2 separate regions of the Homo sapiens genome follow, and region 1 is linked to region 2. Evidence: chromatin loops called from intact Hi-C (ENCODE). Cell type or tissue: gastrocnemius medialis. All regions are shown on one strand. Links, peaks and the distances in the headings refer to the core of each region. The heading gives the core; the rest is flanking DNA.

Region 1 (4,386 bases), core at 240-4,239, 53 kb before region 2:
TGGACGACAGAGTGAGACTCCATCTCAAAAAAAAAAAAAAAAAAAGAGCTAAAACAATAAAACTCTTTGAAGAAAATACAGGAGAAAATCTTTATGATACTGGATTTGGCAATGATTTCTTGAATGTGATACCAAAAGCACGGACAGCAAATGAAAAAATATGTAAATTGGACTCCATCAACATTTAAAACTTCTGTGTGTTAAAGGACATTATCCAGAGAGTGAAAAGACAGTCCTCAGAATGGAATATTCACAAATCATATATCTGATAAGGAATTAATATCCTAGAGTGAATTTTGAGATGACATTTTCAGTATAGGGGAAAAAAATCCAGATTAGGGGTGGTGGCTCACCCCTGTAATCCCAACACTTGGGGAGGCCAAGGTGGGAGGATCACTTGAGACCAGGAGTTTGAGACCAGCCTGGGCAACAGAGAGAGCCCCTGTCTCTACAGAAAGTTTAAAAAAATTAGCCAGGCATAGTGGCATGTGTCTGTAGTCTCAGCTACTTGAAGGGCTGAGGTAGAAGGATCACTTGATGGCTGCAGTGAGCCATCACACTCTAGCCTGGGTGACAGAGCAAGACCCTGTCTCAAAAAAAAAATCCTTTTATTTCCTATATCTCCTATAAGTAAAGCACATCTATACTGAACCACAGTGAACTACGTAATGTGACAATAATTGTACTGAAATTGATCCTGTGTGTTCTGGCAGTAGTTGTGAGTGCTGTAATTGTGCAGATGCTCTTCTTGCTGATGCTCCCTCCTTTTCGCTTTAGGATTCCACCAGTACTGTTGCTGCTCTTCTCATAGACTTCAAAAGCTCATTGCTTCCTCACCTCCCAGTTCATTTCCATGGATCAAGCAATTTTCTGATGATTGCCCTTTTCCCCAAATCGAAGATATACCAAGCATTTTACTCAGAGGTAATATCAGTCATTATTCAGCAAAACTACTACTACTTTTTTTTCCCCCTAGCAATTTAAATGGTAAGGCATCATTTTGGGGCTAACAGTGAAGTGATGAGAGGGAGAGTTAGGAGGGCTGGATGGTGTGGGGTGACTGCTTCTAATCCCTTCAAGTTCTGGAGTGGTGCTGTTGGCAATGAGAGGTGAGAGCTGGAAGAAACTGAACAAGAGGGTTTTTAGCCTTTAAGAAAAATCTGCTTTGTCCTTTAAATCCTAATTAGAGTTATCTCTTATTTAGCTACTTTATTGAATTGTTGGGCCCTACCTACTGAATTAGTGTTCTCTTTGCCACCCTATAGTCTCCTTCCCCATGGGCCAGTCCCTGCCCTTGCGAATGGTACCACCTGGCAGGCTGCACTTTATAGATACTCAGCACAGATGGCATAGATGAGGGAGTTTACGAGAATGAAACGACCCACTTAGAGACCAAGCAATAGCCAAAGCCAAACTGATGGCCAGCCTCATGACTAGTGGGAATTCTTGGAAAGGTGTGATTACAGCAGCTTGTGAGGGGACAGTGTTCCTCCCTCAGGTCAGATTCGCAGACCATAGAGGATGCAAGAGTTGACCTTGGCTATAGTATAGCTTCTCAGCCCAGTCTGTGTCTTCCACCTTTGCTGGACCTTTTTACCTCCTTGTGCTTGTCCTTTCAATCTGGGAAAATAAAGACGGCTCTTTAGGTTCTCTTCAGCCATCCCTCTGCTTCTTGGCAGGAGTTGCTTGAACCACTCCTTTCTGTCTCCCTAGAGGAGAACATGCGTCTGCTGCTAGGACAGTGTTACCCGACCCCTTTCTCCTTACTTCCTGACCTCTCAAGGAGCAGAATCCCTGGGGGAGTAACCCAGAAAGACATTCTGGTTTTTAAAAATACAGAACAAAATTGCTTCAGGCCTCTATTTTTGAAGCAAACTTGTTTGTTATAGTCATTTTCTCTGCAGTGACAGTCTAGATTTTCAACAACCATCAAATCCCCATGTGGCTTCCATATCCTGTTGTTGGGTTTAAAGTGTTCTTTGCTCAAATTCTGTTTTGTTTAGGTCTTCTCCCTCTGGAAACAGCAGGATAACTCAGGGATCTCTTTAAAAGTGATCCAGGAAGATGGATTATCTGTGGAACAAAAGAGATTGTAAGTGGCTGCTTCAGTATTTGTGCTTGCTTCCCTAGGCTTTGTGGGTGTGCTCTCTCTGCAGGATGCCTCGCATTATGTAACACAGGGGTCTTGGCTTCTGAAAGGGTCAACACAGACATTTCAATGCTGCCAACTTGCAGGTAGCCGGTGCCCTTGGGGGAATAGAAGGCAAGAGAGGGCCATGTGCAGTGCCTCACACTTGTAATCCCAACACTTTGGGAGGCTGAGGCAGGAGGATGAATTGAGCACAAGAATTAGAGACTAGCCTGCCTGGGCAACATAGTGAGACCCCGTCCCTACAAAAAATAAAAAATTAGCTGGGTATGGTGGCACATGCCTGTAGTCTCAGCTAGTCAGGAGGCCGGGGTGGAAGGGTTACTTGAGCCCAGGAATTCAAGGTTGCAGTGAGCCGTGACCATGCCATTGCACTTCAGCCTGAGTGATGAAACAAGACCCTTTCTCAAAAAAAAAAACGAAAAATGTCCCCACTGCCAGGAGCCAGTGTGGCTGTGAGGGGCCACGTCTCACAGCCCTGACCCGGGCCAAGCATGGTGTTGGGCGCCGGGCCCGTCTCACCTGTCTTGGGGGGCGCCCAGTGTCTTACTCTGTCACCCCGGGTAGAGTGCAGTGGTGCGGTCCTGGCTCACTGCAGCCTTGACCTCCTAGGCTCAGGTTATCCTCCCGCTTAGCAGGTGGGACTACAGAGGTTGCAGAACTTGAAGCTAATTTACCTTGTACATGTAAAGTGCATTTTCCTGATCCAAACAAGCTTCACTGTTCTCAGCTAACAGTAACTCCAGATGAGGGTTACTACCAGGGTGGAAAATTTCAGCTTGAAACCGAAGTTCCCGATGTGTACAACATGGTGCCTCCCAAAGTGAAATGCCTGACCAAGATCTGGCACCCCAACATCACAGAGACAGGGGAAATATGTCTGAGTTTACTGAGAGAACATTCAATTGACGGCACTGGCTGGGCTCCCATGAGAACATTAAAGGATGTCGTTTGGGGATTAAACTCTTTGTTTACTGATTTTTGAATTTTGATGATCCACTGAATATTGAAGCTGCAGAACATCATTTGCAGGACAAGGAGGACTTCCAGAATAAAGTGGACAACTACATCACGCGTTATGCCAGATAATAAAAGGGGACGGTTGCAGGCCCATGGACTGTGTTACAGTTTGTCTCTAATGTGAAACAGCAGGAGGTAGCCCCACCTCCCATCCTCACGCTCCCTCTCAGTCCCCTGGATTGCCCCAGTCCTGTGACCATGTTGCCCTGAAGAAGACCATCTTCGTGACTGCTCATTGTAGATGGGGAATTCAACATAAATACAGCAAGAAAATGTGTTTGGGCTTCTTTAAAAAAAAAAAAAAAGGTCAGGCGCAGTGGTTCACGCCTGTAATCCCAGCACTTTGGGAGGCCGAGGTGGTGGATCACCTGAGGTCAGGAGTTCAAGACCAGCCTGGCCAACAAGGTGAAACCTCATCTCTTCTAAAAATACAAAAACTATCCGGGCATGGTGATATGCGCCTGTAATCCCAGCTACTGGGGAGGCTGGAGGCTGAGGCTGGAGAATCTCTGGAACCTGGGAGGCAGAGGTTGCAATGAGCCGAGATCGTGCCACTGCATTCCAGCCTGGGTGACAGAGCCAGACTCTGTCTCAAAAAAAGAAAAAAAAAGTGGGAGCTGGGTGCGGTGGCTCATGCCTGTAATCCCAGCACTTTGGGAGGCCGAGGTGGGCGGATCATGAGGTCAGGAGATCGGGACCATCCTGGCTAACACAGTGAAACCCCGTCTCTACTAAAAATACAAACACAAAATTAGTTGGGCGTGGTGGCAGGCACCTGTAGTCCCAGCTACTTGGGAGGCTGAGGCAGGAGAATGGCGTGAACCCGGGAGGCGGAGCTTGCAGTGAGCCGAGATCGCACCACTGCACTCCAGCCTGGGCAACAGAGCAAGACTCCATCTCAAAAAAAAAAGGAGAGGTGAAATCACCGAGAATCAGAAACTCATGGTATTATCAAGGGATTTCAGGCCAACCTTTCTATGTGGACTTACCCATCATCATGCACTAACACCTCATTTTGTTTAAGTCTGAGATGTGTGTTTTGGAAGAGTTGACTCTGTCATTGGACTCTGGCTTGAAAGCATCAGGCCCAGTTGTGTAAAGTGTATATGCTGAAGGAAGATGGACTTCTAATCTGTGAGCTTTTGTTATTCCAGGCACTCCAGTGCACAGAAGCTCTTCAGTGCCCTGAGCCAGCCTGCTGGGGAGAAACGGAGTTC
Region 2 (4,386 bases), core at 178-4,177:
AAAAAAAAAAAAAAAAAACGCCGGAGGTGGTGGCTCACACCTGTAATCCCAGCACTTTGGGAGGCCAAGGTGGGTGGATCACGAGGTCAGGGGTTCAAGACCAGCCTGACCAACATGGTGAAACCCTGTCTCTACTAAAAATACAAAAATTAGCTGGGCGTGGTGGCGGGCACCTGTAATCCCAGCTCCTCAGGAGGCTGAGGCAGGAGAATTGCTTGAACCTGGGAGGTGGAGGTTGCAGTGAGCCTAGATGGTGCCACTGCCCTCCAGCCTGGGTGGCAGAGCGAGACTCCTTCTCAAAAAAAAAAAAAAAAAAGAAGAAAGAAAGGTCATATAGACTGTGATGTGGGGAATGGGCTGCTGCTCCACGTGGGTGGAGGTGAGAAGTGGACCAACTGGAGAGCCATTTTGAAGGAACAATTGACAAGACCATGACTAACTAGGCAACAGCTAAGGAGATGACCTCGAGGTAAAAGTGGAAAAAGCCCAAGTGGAAAAAACCCAACGTTTTGAAACAAATCCAAATACTTTTTTTGTTTCATCTCTAAAAATTTGATGAAAAATAAATTTGTTTATCCACAAATTATTCCTGTTTTTCCCAGGCCTCTGCATTCCTAAATTGACCAGCTAAAAGAGTTTGGTTTTTTAAAAAATTACATCAGATTCAATAAATTTTATGTCCTACTCATAAATGACTGTAAATCTGTAAAATATATTTATATATATATTAACCAAATAAAGTGTGAATAATTTTCATTTTATCCCACAAATTACTACTGCTTTTCCTGCAGCAATAAAGTGTGATTTTTGTTTTCCTCTCATGACTGGACATGTTTAAGAAACTTTTCATCTCTACTCTGAAATTTCATGCCTGGATGAATGTACAAATAGAGAAATAAGGACAACAGGAACTGGAAAGATGGTTTGATAAGATTATTTCAGTTTGAGACAAAATTCATGGAATTTTCTAGCTACGAAAACTCCATTCCAGCTTATTTGTTTTATAGATAACAACGATCAGAGATCTAAAGAGGCTGGAGGTCTTGCTCCAGGGTGTTGCCCTGGGCCTCCCCACCACCTCTCTCTTCCCTGTGCCTCCAAATTCCTGGGAGGAGTTGGGGCTGGAGAGGAGGGTGACCTGGATGGGGTCTCAGGCCACATCAGCCCCCAATGGTGACATCCAGGCCCCTGAGCAGGATGGGGACCAGCGAGGAGAGCCATGGGTGAGGAAGACATGAGGGACACAGATTGGCCAAGGATGGCCAGGAGGTGACAGTCTACCCAGAGAACCTTAGGGTCACCAGGTAGAATTCTTCCTTGGGTAGCAGGTGATGGGATTTTGATGGAGTAGGGCCTGGGGGTAGGTGAGGGTGGGGAAGGAAGCCAGTGTTTGGTTGTGAGAGGCTGGGCTGTGGAGGGCAGAGAGGCCTGACAGGAGGGCAGTGGGGCAGCCCCAGAATCTTCCTGCCCAGTGGTCTGCTGCATGCCTGCCACAAGACCTTGACAGTCTGTATGCCTGGAATTCATGAGCTCTTAGAATCAGTGAGCCAAGAGCCCTAGCCCACTCCTGCCCATGCTAGCTTTGGACTGTGAGTATGGACTGAGGGGCGGGGCAGACAGATGCCATCCTGAGGGTAGCAGGTCCTTGTTGACCCTCTGCAGGGCAGGGGCTCCTTGCCCTCCTGGATGCCCTTATGTTATAGTAGCCTGGATCTTTCTCTCAGTAGGGGTAGATGGCAACTGAGAGAGGGCTTATTGCTGTGTTTGTTGAGCACCAAAGGGTTGTCCTTCCACCTACCCAAGGGGCCGGGAGATGCCCCCCAGGAAAGAGAGGAGGCCAGTGGAGGCTATGTTCCCCCTCCCAGCACCCTGCAGCATTACCAGGACAACCAGTCTCATGCTGGGCTCCCACGGATAGAAAGCAAAAGCTGACGGGACAGGAAGAGTTATGGCGTGGGGGAAGACAGTCTAAACAAAGATTGAGATCTCTTGAAGCCAGGTGTTCAGGACCAGCCTGGGCAACACAGCAAGGCCGTCTTTTCCAAAAATTTTGAAAATAAAAAAATTAGCCAGGCGTGATGACACCTGCTTGTAGTCTCACCTACTTGGGAGGCTGAAGTGGGAGGATGAGTTGAGCCCAGGAGGTCAAGGCTGCAGTGAGCTATGATTGCGCCACTGTAATCCAGCCTGGGTGACAGAGAAAGACCCTGTCTAAAAAAATTAAAAATATTTGGAGGGGAACAGGAGACTGGCATGATTGTTGGGGTCCAGTTAGACCACCAGGGAGTATCAGGCAGTTGATTCAGTGGGCAGCTGAGCCCAGTCACTTGGCCTGGTTCAGAGCTGGACATAGGGCTCCCATAAATAACTAACCATTACAGATGACAAGTCCTCAATCATAGAGAGAGAGCGTGGGAACAGCACCTCTCCTCCCCAGGAACAGCGAGGAGGCGGAGCAGCTGCAGCTGGAGAAGGGCTACCAGAGGCTGAGAACACCGGTCAAGGCAGCGGGAGCCCCAAGAGGCTGGTAAAATCCCAGTGACTTCAGAGAGAGCGGCTGGCTGCGAGGTATGGGAAGCCATGCCTGCCAAGGGTCCAAGGAAGGCTATGGCAGCCAGGATGCTGCAGACCCGAGGTAGAAATAAAAGGACTCAGCTGAGTGCCGTGGCTCACACCTGTAATCGCAATTTGGGAGGCCGAAGTGCGCAGATTGCGGGAACCTGGGAGGTTGAGGCTGCAGTGAGCAGTGGTCTCACCACTGCACTCCAGCCTGGGCGACACAGCAAGCCCCTGTCTTAATGAATAAATAAATATAAAAAAATAAAAATAAGGCTGGGCACGGTGGCTCACACCTGTAATCCCAGCACTTTGGGAGGCTGAGGTGGGAAGATCGCTTGAGCCCAGGAGCTTGAGACCAGCCTGGGCAACATGGTGAGATCCCCATCTCTACAAAAATTAAAAAAAAAAAAATGCCAGGCACAGTGGCTCATGCCTGTAATCCCAGCACTTTGGGAGGCCGAGGCAGTGGATCACCTCAGGCCAGGAGTTCAAGACCAGCCTAGCCAACATGGCAAAACCCCCTCTACCAAAAATACAAAAATTAGCCAGGCATGGCAGGCGGATCATGAGGTCAGGAAATTGAGACCATCCTGGCTAACAGGGTGAAATCCCATCTCTACTAAAAGTACAAAAAATTAGCCGGGCATGGTGGCTGGTGCCTGTAGTCCCAGCTACTCGGGAGGCTGAGGCAGGAGAATGGCGTGAACCCAGGAGGTGGAGCTTGCAGTGAGCCGAGATGGCGCCGCTGCACTCCAGCCTGGGCAACAGTGCAAAACTGTTTCAAAAAAAAAAAAAAAAAAAAAATTAGCCAGGCATGGTGGTGCATGACTGTAATCCCAGCTCCTGGGGAGGCTGAGGCGGGAGAATCACTTGAACCTGGGAGACGGAGGTTGCAGTAAGCCAAGATTGCATCGCTGCACTCCAGCCTGTGAGACAGAGTGAGACCCCATTTCTCTCAAAAAAAAAAAAAAAAAAAATTAGCCAGGCACAGTGGTGCACACCTGTAGTCCCAGCTGATGTGGGAGGATCGCCTGAGGCCAGGAGATCGAGGCTACAGTGAGCCGTGTTTGTGCCACTGCACTCCAGCCTGGGTGGCAGAGTGAGACTCTGCCTCAACAAAATAAAAATCAAAGAAATAAAATGACTCAGTGAAATGTGGCCATCCAGGGTGAGAGGAAGGAGGCAGAGGGGAGTCGGGAGTATCTGGCTGGGATGCCCATTAGGCTAGACCAGAAAGCCTGAGTGGAATGGAGGATGGAGGATGGAGAAGAGAGCTTCGGGAGGGCGTCATAGGCCTGAAATGCCTCCATGGAGATATCTGCCTTTAACATTCCTTTGGGTTTTTTGTTTGTTTTGAGATGGGTGGGTCTCCCTATGTTGCCCAAGCTGGTCTCAACACTCCTGGGCTCAAGGGATCCTCCCATCTCATCCTCCCTAGTAGCTGGGATTATAGGTATGTGCCACCGCACCTGGTTTACTTTTTGTTTTTTGTTTTGTTTTGTTTGTTTGTTTTTGAGATGGAGTCTCAGCAGTTTCAGTGGTGTGGTGGGGACAAAAGACAGGTATGAGTCGGTTGAAGAGACATAGCGGGAGGGGCATGGAGCTCTGGAGAAACTTCCTCTTAAATGTAGCTGAGGGATAAGGCAGCACCCGGAGGGCAAGGGGCTTTAAGGGAAATTTTTTTTTTTTTTTTTTTGAGATGGAGTCTCGCTCCGTCGCCTGGGCTGGAGTGCAGTGGCACGATCTCGGATCACTGCAACTTCCACCTGCCGGGTTCAAGCAACTCTCCTGCCTCAGCTTCCCGAGTAGCTGGGACTACAGGCATGC

Evidence for each region. A loop is a pair of places that touch in the nucleus more often than their neighbours do. Peaks named below come from ENCODE experiments on the same cell type or tissue, not always from the same donor. Only the 100,000 strongest peaks of a DNase experiment are listed, where the experiment ranks them.
Region 1: a loop joins it to region 2, with 6 times the contacts of the local background. A loop is called at or near these places in 1 of 110 quality-filtered maps.

Annotation. Positions count from the first base shown.
Region 1 is chr20:3,294,567-3,298,952 of GRCh38, reverse strand. It overlaps DNAAF9 (dynein axonemal assembly factor 9), which reads left to right. Exons shown (of 37, transcript NM_001009984.3): 22 at 778-924; 23 at 2,004-2,092; 24 at 4,324-4,386. It also overlaps the pseudogene LOC101618237. Among named protein-coding and RNA genes, the nearest start is that of SLC4A11, 58 kb to the right of the region's middle. RefSeq lists an enhancer at 2,668-3,168. In gastrocnemius medialis, for the core only: no CTCF peak of the experiment used is centred there; no DNase peak of the experiment used is centred there; H3K27ac peaks cover 4,000 bases.
Region 2 is chr20:3,241,918-3,246,303 of GRCh38, reverse strand. No RefSeq gene overlaps it. Among named protein-coding and RNA genes, the nearest start is that of SLC4A11, 4.9 kb to the right of the region's middle. In gastrocnemius medialis, for the core only: no CTCF peak of the experiment used is centred there; a DNase peak (open chromatin) is centred at 2,465; H3K27ac peaks cover 2,220 bases.